Regions from separate parts of the Mus musculus genome. Here region 2 is linked to region 1. A link is a loop called in an ENCODE intact Hi-C map of the cell type or tissue named here. Cell type or tissue: heart. All regions are shown on one strand. Links, peaks and the distances in the headings refer to the core of each region. The heading gives the core; the rest is flanking DNA.

Region 1 (5,384 bases), core at 213-5,212:
GAGAGGTATACACAAATCCATCACAATTGAAGAAGATGTGATGAGTCCTAGAAAAAAAGTGAAAAAAATATCACCCTTCTACATTACAGAAGTAGGACACACATCAAGAACGGGTCAGACTGAAATAGGAAGAGTTTCCTCTGACAGTATCTGAGGACTGCACAGATTAGCATGGAATTCTTCTTTCCTTAGGCAAACCTTATACTATTGCCAAAAGGATAATATTATGTAAAAGGCAAAGAAGAGAAATGCTAGAAAGACATCACACAAAGTTGGTGTACATCTACACCCCAAACAGATAAACAGAAGCAAATATATGGCCAAAGCCTTCCAGTGAAAAACAGACACCATATTCAATAAATGGTTCTGGTTCAAGTGTCAGTCCACATGTAGAAGAATGCCAATTGATTCACTCCTACCGCCTTGTACAATGCTCAAGTCAACGTGGATCAAGAACCTCCACATAAAACCAGATACACTGAATCTACTAGAAGAGAAAGGGGGGAAAAGCCTTCAACACATCTGCAAAGGGTAAAATTTCCTGAACAAAACAGAAATGGCTCAAGTTCGAAGGTCAACTATGGACAAATGGGATCTCATAAAATTAAAAAGCCTCTGTAAGGCAAAGGACACTGTCAATAGGACAAAACAGCAACCCACAAAATGGTAAAAGATCTTAACCATTCCTCTGTCTGACAGAGGGCTAATGTCCACTATATAGAAAGAACTCAAGAAGTTAGACTCTAGAGAACCAAATAACCCTATTAAAAATAGGGTACATGGGGGCTAGTGAGATGGCTCAGCGGTTAAGAGCACTGACTGCTCTTCTAAAGGTCCTGAGTTCAAATCTCAGCAACCACATGGTGGCTCACAACAATCTGTAACGAAATCTGATGCCATCTTCTTGAGTGTCTGAAGACAGCGACAGTACACTTACATATAATAAATAAATATTAAAAACAAAAAAAAATAGGGTACACAGCCATGGAAGGAGTTACAGAGACAAAGTTTGGAGCTGAGACTAAAGGAAGGGCCATCCAGAGACTGCCCTACCCAGGGATCCATCCCATAAACAACCCCCAAAACCAGACACCATTTCAACTGTCAACAAGATTTTGCTGACAGGACACTGACATACCTGTCTCCTCTGAAGCTATACCATTTCCTGGCAAATAAACTGGATGTTCAACCAGGAGGTGATGGAGCATGCCTTTAACCCCAGCACTTGGGAGGTAGACGCATTAGGATTTCTGAGTTCGAGGCCAGCCTGGTCTACAAAGTGAGTTCCAGGACAGCCAGGGTTATACCGAGAAACCCTGTCTTAAGAAAAGAAAAGAAAAGAAAAGAAAAGAAAAGAAAAGAAAAGAAAAGAAAAGAAAAGAAAAGAAAAGAAAAGAAAAGAAAAGAAAAGAAAAGAAAGGAGGGGAGGGGAGGGGAGGGGAGGGGAGGGGAGGGGAGGAGAGGAGAGGAGTAAAGAAAAAGAAAGGAAGGAAGGAAGGAAGGAAGGAAGGAAGGAAGGAAGGAAGGAAGGAAGGAAGGAAGAAAGGAAGAGAGAGAAAAAGAGAGAAAGAAAGAAAGTGGATGCTCACAGTCATCTATTGGATGGAGCACAGAGTTCCAAATGAAGGACCTACGGAAACTACCCAAGGAGATGAAGGGGTCTGCAGCCTTATAGGAGGAACAACAATATGAACAAACCAGTACAAACAGTGCTCCCTTGGACTAAACCACCAGGCAAAGAAAACACATGATTGGACTGTGTCTCTAGCTGCATATGTAACAGAGGAAGGCTTAGTGTGAGGAGAGGCCCTAGGACTTACAAAGATTCTATGCCCCAGTATAGAGGAATGCCAGGGCCAGAAAGAGGGAGTGGGTGGTTTGGGGAGCAGAGAGAGGTGGGAGAGGATAGAGGATTATCAGAGAGGAAACTAGGAACAGGGATAGCATTTGAAACATAAATGAGCCTGGCTAGGTGGCCCACCCCTTTAATCCCAGCACTCTGGAGGCAGAGGCAGGTGGATTTCTGAGTGCAAGGCCTGCCTGGACTACAAAGTGAATTCCAGTGCATATGCAAGGACCACAGTTGAAGAAAGGGCCACCAACCCATCTAAAGATTTTTAACCCAGAATGGTTCCTTTCCAAAGGAAATGCAGGGACAAAGAATGGATCAGAAACTGAAGAAACGGCCATCCAGAGACTGCCCCACCTAGGGATCCATCCCATCTTCGGACACCAAACCGAGACACTATTACAGATGCCAAGACGCACTTGCTGAAAGGAGCCTGGTAGTGCTATCCCCTGAGGCCATGCCACAGTCTGACCAATACAAATCCATTTGTGGTGCTTGCAGATAACCATCAGACTGAGCACAGGAACCCCAATGCAAATTAAGTGACACAGGAGACCTTCCTTCCACACTAATATAAAAGGTCAAAATTCGATCCAAAATAAAAATTCGCAATCGATATATTTTTTGAGCATCATTTACAATAGATTACCATTGAGATTTGCAGGTTTTCAGTCCATGGAAATTGCACGGAAAATATAATGGTGTTATATATGTGAAAAGACCAAACCGTTAAATTCTCCTCATCCCAGAAGAAAATGAAGAGATTAGAAAAAATCCTCTTAGATAATATGACCACATATAGATAACAGAACTATGCAGTGGTTTGAATGAAAAAGGATTTTTCAAAGAAATGTGGACAGCACACTGACCTGTGGAGTGTTTACCAGAGAAGAACTCATCCTTTTTCTTTTTTCCCTGTTTCAAATATTGGAACTCTTCTTGAAGTTTCACAACAGGGTTTGAAAAATACAAAAATGAAATTACTACAACTACGTAATAGACAATGATAAACCACATAAAAGAACATTAAAAGCAAAATGATACAAAGAATCTTGTCAACACTTCTACAGACATGAGAGCATGGCATGACATATTTAGTGTAGTAAGGAATATAAGTATAATCTGAGGACGCTTTCTGACCTCAGTGGGCACCTGGCATAAACACAGAGCATATGCATCCAGGCTGTAAAACACTATTATCAGGTTTGTTACTGAGAACTTATCTTCCTGGGACTAGAGTCAAGGACAAATGGCTAGTGCCTACCATGAATCATGCCCAGAGTTGAATGGTGTTTCATTCATTTCAGGTAAGCATTGAGAAGGAATAAAAAAGGGGGAGCTTATTCAGCAGCAAATTTCAGAGGCTGAAAACACACCAGGCCTTAGATAATACTGTATGGAGAGTAGAAGCTTACATGACTAGGCCTAGGTTAATAGATGTAGTCAGGAATCCTCCCAAATTACAGTGACAATAGGAGAATGAAACTTACTTATACAGTAAAAAATAGACACTGCTCAGTATAAAAGCTCTCAAGAATATAAGAGAAGAAACATACCTCAGAAATAAGGCAAGCAGACTCAAAACTAAAGCAACCAGTACAGAGAAGGTCAACAATAATTATTTCACTCTAGTGGGGACTAATGCAACACAGAGCATCAATAAGAACACAGGTCAAGGACAGGAAAACATTTAGAGTGGACAGAATAGGTGATTCAGAAAGCAAGTAGACCTTCTGGAGAAAACCACCTCATATCAGACAATTCACTCTCAACAGACATCTTAAGACACCCTCACAGTAACTTTCTTTTTTTAAAAATATTTTTATTAGGTATTTTCCTCATTTACATTTCCCTATATACATTTACATCCCTATTTAAAACTATGGAGACGGCCACAGATCTAACGGGGTTATTAAAAAAAATATTCTGGCAATCATAAAATTTATTAAAACATGACCTTGAACCCAATTCACAGGGTCTCAAACTTCCTGACAATGGTAAGATATCCACAACAAAATTGTAAGAGTGGCGGCAGAAAATGCACCACTGTTCCACATGCTGGCCTTGCTCCTGCCCATTTCCCAGCCCAGCGCTCCTCTGACCTGGAAGGTGACAGGACCAGCTGCTGAATATCCTAGGAGGCCAGCACAACAACAGCTGCTTAAGGAAGTTTTCAGGTGCCGCAAGTACTGGGCATGACTCTTCCACCAGGAGTTCCTTACCACGAGGCAGCGGAGAAACAAAGAGAATGATGAAATGGCAGAACTTCCTTTTACTTCTGCCTAGCCCCTCCTTCTGGACCCGCCCAATATTCAACAGCTTCCTGGAATTCTTCTAGGCCCACCTACTTCCGGACCTTTTAATTCATTAGCTTCCCAGTTATTCACAGCAATTTTTTTGTTTTGGATTTCTGCTTGTTTGCTTGCTTGCTTGTTTTTCCTTTGCTTTTAATTTGTCTTTTCCTTAAACTCATCAATTCATGCAGGAATCCCACAGTCCCCATCAGGAACCCCTCCCCCAACTCTGTTGCAGGCTGCCTTTCACACAACTTCCCTGGACCTACTCTGCACAGCTTCTCCACAAAGTTGCTGCCAGACTAGACCAGAGCTGGATGTAGTAGGACACTGCACCTGGGTTCTGAACCCTTCAGATACAATGGATCCTTCCTAACTTCTCATATTTTGAGTCTAGCCCTCTGGACTAAAAATGCACACAATTAAGCAATTCCTCTAAATTCTGATGCTCAGAACCCAAAACAAACAGAAACTACGATAAAATGTCCTTGTCTCAAACTTCAAACCATATATGTACCCTATAAGGAGCACAATTTACATGATATCCAAGATAAAGAATTGAAAAGCCACAGTCATGATCAAGGAGATTAAAGTTTGTAAACCATGAAAATCCACTCAGAGAGGAAGAAAATGAATGATGAACAAGAAAATAATACCAGATTCCTGAAGGAAATGTCGACAATATAAAATATTTAAATTGAGTTCAATAGGTGCTTAGAAATGTCCTCCCCAAAAGACCCTGAAAACAAAATGCAGTAAGGCAAATAAAAATAATACATAGAGAACCTGTGGGAGACAGATTATCAGACTTAAAGAAAAGGTAGAGGAGATGGATGCCTCAGTCAAAGAAGATGATGAATTAAAATGATGTTAGGGGAGGATTATCCAATATATATAAAGAACTCAAGAAGATGGACTCCAGAAAATAAAAAAAAAAATTTAAAAATGGGGCTCAGATCTAAACAAAGAATTCTCAACTGAGGAATATGGAATGGCTGAGAAGCACCTAGAAGACTGTTCAACATCGTTAATCATCAGGGAAATGCAAATCACAACAACCCTGAGAATCCACCTCACACTACTCAGAATGGCTAAAATAAAAAATTCAGGGGACAGCAGATGCTGGAGAGGATGCAGAGAAAGAGGAACACTCCTCCATTGTTGGTGGGATTACAAGCTTATACAACCACTCTGGAAATCATTCTGGCGGTTTCTCAGAAAATTGTACATAGTACTATTAG
Region 2 (5,384 bases), core at 145-5,144, 1.1 Mb before region 1:
ATAAATTATCATTGCACCAATGCATCATGTTAGGTTTTAAAAGTTGGTAACAAGAGAAATACAAGGAAAATAACGTTTGTTTTTACATTGTTCTTTGAAAAAAATGCTAAACCATAAAGTTGAATACACAGTAGAACTGGAGTTTTAAATCTTAAATTTCTTCAAGTTGCATTCATTCCGGTTGTAAGGTCCAAGAAAAATCACCATCTATTAGAAGGTAAGAACTTTTGTACACTGCATTGCCACACTTGTGGCTCTGCCAATGCATAGAAAAGCACCATGGTACAAGACTCCATGGACTTTGGCTGGCTGTATTCTTAATAAGGTGTTTGGAATTTAAAAAAAAAAAAAAAACAAAACGAACCAGCTTATAAGTGTATGAAGGTGATTCTAATGAAGTCTCTGAATTCTGACAGAGATGGAGTTCCAGTTGATCGTGTCTTTTCCACTGGGTTTTATCAACTGAGTTGTTCTACAAAGTGGTTTCATAAATGTAAGCAAACACTGCAGGGCATTGACAATAAAGGTGTTGCTTTTTAGAAACTGACAATAAGTCTTCATTGTTAACAAGCAGACTTACACAACTCACTGTGTATGAAGAGGTCAAGCTGGTGCCTCCAAGAACATTGGCTCTTATGTTCCACAGTCCTCATTATGGAAAGGGCTTTGCAAGCAACAAAAAGTGAAATATATAACAGAACCAACAAAAAAGACATTGATCTAAAATTTGTCCTTCCTCCAAAATATGCTAGGTCAATGATGTCATGAATTTATCGTGAATAACCAATCAATATCTAATTTGACTTAAATACCCAAAGCACCCTTGTGATTATATATATATATATATATATATATATATATACATATATATATATATATATATATATATGCACATTGCATATGTACGTGAGTGTAGTGGGAGTACTTGTGCACACACCAGTGTTATAAATTATGTGAAGGAGTTTTCTATATAATTTAAAGCACAGGCCTTTCATTGGAGCAGTCTACCAATCATCATTTAAATTTCAGACTATTCAAGCCTATGACCTCATTCATAGCTTGCTCTTTACCTCTCTGCCCCTGTTCCCACTTATCTGTTCTCTTCTATGTCTCACACTAAATCTGTTCCACCTGCTTTTTCTTCCCTACATCACTTTTTCCATCCAGAAATTCCACCCTCCAATTCTTGTCCCAGGAATTGAATGTTAGGTTTTTTCTTACAAGCAATCAGGTGTGAGACATCTCCAGAATTCTGTGGATTACCTCTAGGCATAGAGAGCTGCCTGCCATTCAAATATCTCAGCAGGTGTGGAGACAAGTATTTACAAATGTAAGCCTGGTGATGGGCCATAGAAATGACAATATCAAGATCCTGCTAGCACTTAGTTATCTACCAATATAGCAGTAAACATTTAAAAATACAGAGACACACCTGCATAAAAGTTTGGAAAATTAACTTCAACCCATGTGAAGAGTTCAGAAAGGCCAAAAGAGGAAATTGGGGCCCACAGGGTGGAAAGTCACTTTGACTTAGAATAGTCTGGCCTCAAATGAAGAATAATACACCTGCCCCAATGTTCTGATTGCTGGGATTATGCCAGCAACACTTGCATGTTTGATGTCTATAGAGTCAAGCAATGTAATTGAAATGAAATAAAACTTGAGACCTGTGATTCATGTAATGTACGTCAAATAGCCCAAAGAGTTGTTCGTGAGCTTTGAAACCTGGGGCTGAGAACATAGCAGAACAGACTAGGACATGCCCGGGCAGGCCCATCGCCTCCCTATCTCCCTCCCCTCTGACCTAAGTTAAATGTTACAGGCTGCTGATGTTTAAATGGACGAATCACGTGAAACTGCGCCAATTCCTCCCCCAGCCCCACTCCTTTTCTATTAAAAACCCCTAGCTTCCAAGCCTCGTGGTCGAATCCACTGTCTCCTGTGTGAGATAAGTTTCGACCCGGAGCTCCACCATTAAAATACCTCGTGTTGTTACATCAATGTGTTGTGTTCTATTCGTGATTCTTGGGTGCACGCTGAATTGGGAGCTGAGTGGGGGTTTCCCCACTAGGTTCTTTCATAATCACACTTTGTATATCTGAACAACATAATTTATATTCTTTAAAAATATTTGACTGTCTTTCTATTTACACTAACACAACATTAACATCTTAAGAACTAGAAACATCCATAAAATATATTTTTTCTGTAGAGAGCAAAAGGACCTTGTGGTCAAAAATAAGCTCTAAGGTAACCAGGAATATAAAATCCCAGAGTTCTCTCTTCAGTAGAAGAGAAGTACACTTTTTTTCTGACCAGAAGTGAGGGAATGGATATAGTAAGTGGCATGGTGAGCTGTGCTAGATGTAGTGCCACAAAACACCTGAAGGTCCCAAACTATGACATTGTCCCAGTCAATCTTCCCTTGATCATTGTTTCTCAGGCAATACAAACACACCTTGCAGGAGATGTACCTTGTAGCTTGGTGTCCTCAACACTGTATACTTGATCCTCCTCTAGGCCCTTTAGTTTTAGAATCCAACTTTAAGAAAGACTCACATGTACTTTGCAAAAGACTTTTGAGGTAGTCACACTTTCATCTTCACTGTGCACAGAGGATTGAGACAATTATTACCAAGAACTAACTTTCCAAAATTATACTGTGCTTAATTATATCTAAAATAAACCACCCTGGGGTCAGAATCTAAAGTTACACTCAACATTGTCTACAGGGAGAATGGTTAGCATACTTACAGGTTTTAACTACTCAGAAATCCCTGAGTTTGCTCAAGCTCAGAACATAAAATACCAGCAATCTCCAACCGCAGATATTTCCAATCCTGAAAATCCATCACCTATAACTAAACCCTATACAAAGCCTGCCTCCCACTCATTTCTCTTCTGCTTATCACCTGAGCAGGGACAGGCTCCATCCAGTGTTCTTCCCAGTCATTATCTTGTGTGTGGTTAATTGTCCCATGGGGCTTTGCAGTTTATCTTGACTTCTGAGTACCAGGAGACTTTTTACTTCAGATGTTAACACAGGCACTGGGAAAGATTTTCTCTGAGTGCTGTAGGAATTTCATTGGCTATAACCCACAACACACCCACAACCAGTGCTGAAATAATTACAGAGAGGTATTGAACTAGATTTCTTTTTTGTCTCATGGATTGTTACGCTACCAGAACTAGTGTTTGCAGAGACTCCCACATTTATATCACCTATCCAGTAAACATCAATCATCATCTTTCATTCTAAGTAATGAACTCAGAGTTGAGCCAAAAAATTTCTTCCCCTTTGAAATTTTAGCTTTTTGATATCTTCACTCATAATGACCAATAGGAAAATATACTTTATCAGCAATCAGCAAAATATTTCACACAAAAATTGCACAAACATAGATCAGAAATTTGAGACTAGATAGGGTGATGTACAAATACTAATGCTTGGACCAGTTGTTTTGAAATATATTATAACTTTTACCTTAGCTTTTTGGGGGCAGATTTGTCAATTAGTGAGTCTATGGATTTTGTTTGTTTGTTTATTTGCTTGTTTGTTTTCCTACTGAGATACAGAAAGGGGTTAGATCCAGAAGGGAGAAAAAGTGGACAGGAACTGAGAAGAATAGAGGGAATGGAAACTCTTCAAGATATATTGGATGAGAAAACAATCTTCGTCATTTTGGATAGATTCTTAGTGATGTCTTTTGGATTCAGTATTTGAGTATTTTATTGAGTATTTTGCATCAATGTACATAAGGGGAATTGTTCTGAAAGTGTCCACAATGACATGAGCATACTTCAGCCTCTCAAATTAGGGTTGTGAGCATTACTAATGTACAAAACATGATTTTGCAACAGTACTGTGTGAGTCACAAGGGTCACAAATATTAAATTTTGTACATGAAGAGCACTCCACTTCTGTTCAGGAGTCTGTTTGTTGTCATTGTTGTTATTGAAACTCATTTTATAAATGCTGCATATTAGTGGAAGTTTGCATAAAACATTTGTGCTTCCTTTAGGTCGATATTTCCAAGGAAAGAGAACGTGTTAATCTGTATCTGCCTTTGCATTTCCCTCAGACAAATGTCCTACAAGATTAGACTGGGACACAATATGGAAAAAAAACTGGTCTCTAGAGTCTACAAAAAGAAAAGAATTCACACTGAAGCCAAACCCTATAAAAGTAATCAATCCAGTAAAGCCTTTTCATGTCACTATCACAAAAATGTCATAAAAGAATTTATATTGAAGAGAAATCCTACAAATATAAGCAATGTGCTTAGCATCGGGTGCATCTGTGGACAGCTAGAAGTGTCTTTACAGTTAGGTTCTAGACCCAGTGAGGACACTCCTCATCTGTAGGCAACAGCACTGCCCCTGTATCTGTTGCCAGGGCACCAATTCCCTTTCACACGCTTCCCAGCCTCATGGACTGAATAAAAGAGTGTTCCCTCGTCGCACAGACCCTTCTCTTCTTCTGACCTCTCACCCCTCTCAGACACTGCTTCTGTCAATAAAACCTCCCACATGACACCTGAAGCTTGGTGTGATATGTCCAGGATTTTGCCTGCCTGTTCTAACAAATATGAAGAAATGATTTCTGTTACCCTTGTGACTCATGCAGTATTGTTTCTGGTACATAAATAAATTCATGATAAAGAAGAATTCTGTAAGTAGGCTTTTAGATGCCTTAACAGGAATGAATGCATTCACAAGTAAATGTAGGAAAGAACTCACACAAGAGAAAAACACTATTCATGTGACCATTTGATGAGGACTCTAGTTTCAAAAAAAAAAAAAGGTCTTGCTCCTTCTCCTTTTCATCATGGCTTTGAAGGTAGAATATGGTTTACAATGTGCACTCAAATGCAGTGAAGTTGATCATTAATAGTTGTGGGAGTTTTATTTTGAAATATTTGAAGTTGATTTTAAAGTTTAATGTATATGAGGCAAATTCATTCCCAAAACTTTATTAGGCCATTGTTATACTCCTTCTGTGGATCCTGGTCATCTTCTTTTGCATTTTCACGTGGTGATCTTCCCCCCACCCCCACCCCCGCAATGTATAACATGGATGCTGATCATCTCTGTGATCCATTGTTTATTTAAATATCAGACTGTGTATACTCATACTTTCCAAGTAAGGTGTTTGTGAAGGGTTTTGTGTGGTTGTTCCTAGTTTTGTTTTTCAGATTTTCACAAAATCCCTAGAGATGATGTTTGTTATCCAGCCTGATTTGGATGTCAGTCATTAGGCAAGGCTACATTTGAACTCTTTATTTTCATGTGTTAGCCTCCGGAGTACATGTCCAATGGTAGAATATGTAACTCTAACATTTACTCTTTTATCAACACATTAGCAATGTTATTGTTCAGATGTT

What was found. A loop is a pair of places that touch in the nucleus more often than their neighbours do. Peaks named below come from ENCODE experiments on the same cell type or tissue, not always from the same donor. Only the 100,000 strongest peaks of a DNase experiment are listed, where the experiment ranks them.
Region 2: a loop joins it to region 1, with 9 times the contacts of the local background. A loop is called at or near these places in 1 of 42 quality-filtered maps.

The regions. Positions count from the first base shown.
Region 1 is chr4:145,431,149-145,436,532 of GRCm38, reverse strand. Gm42346 reads right to left here. Exons shown (of 3, transcript XM_030253952.1): 2 at 2,719-2,787. Among named protein-coding and RNA genes, the nearest start is that of Gm42346, 22 kb to the right of the region's middle. In heart, for the core only: no CTCF peak of the experiment used is centred there; a DNase peak (open chromatin) is centred at 2,252.
Region 2 is chr4:146,494,237-146,499,620 of GRCm38, reverse strand. It overlaps the pseudogene Vmn2r-ps16. Among named protein-coding and RNA genes, the nearest start is that of Zfp981, 5.1 kb to the left of the region's middle. In heart, for the core only: no CTCF peak of the experiment used is centred there; no DNase peak of the experiment used is centred there.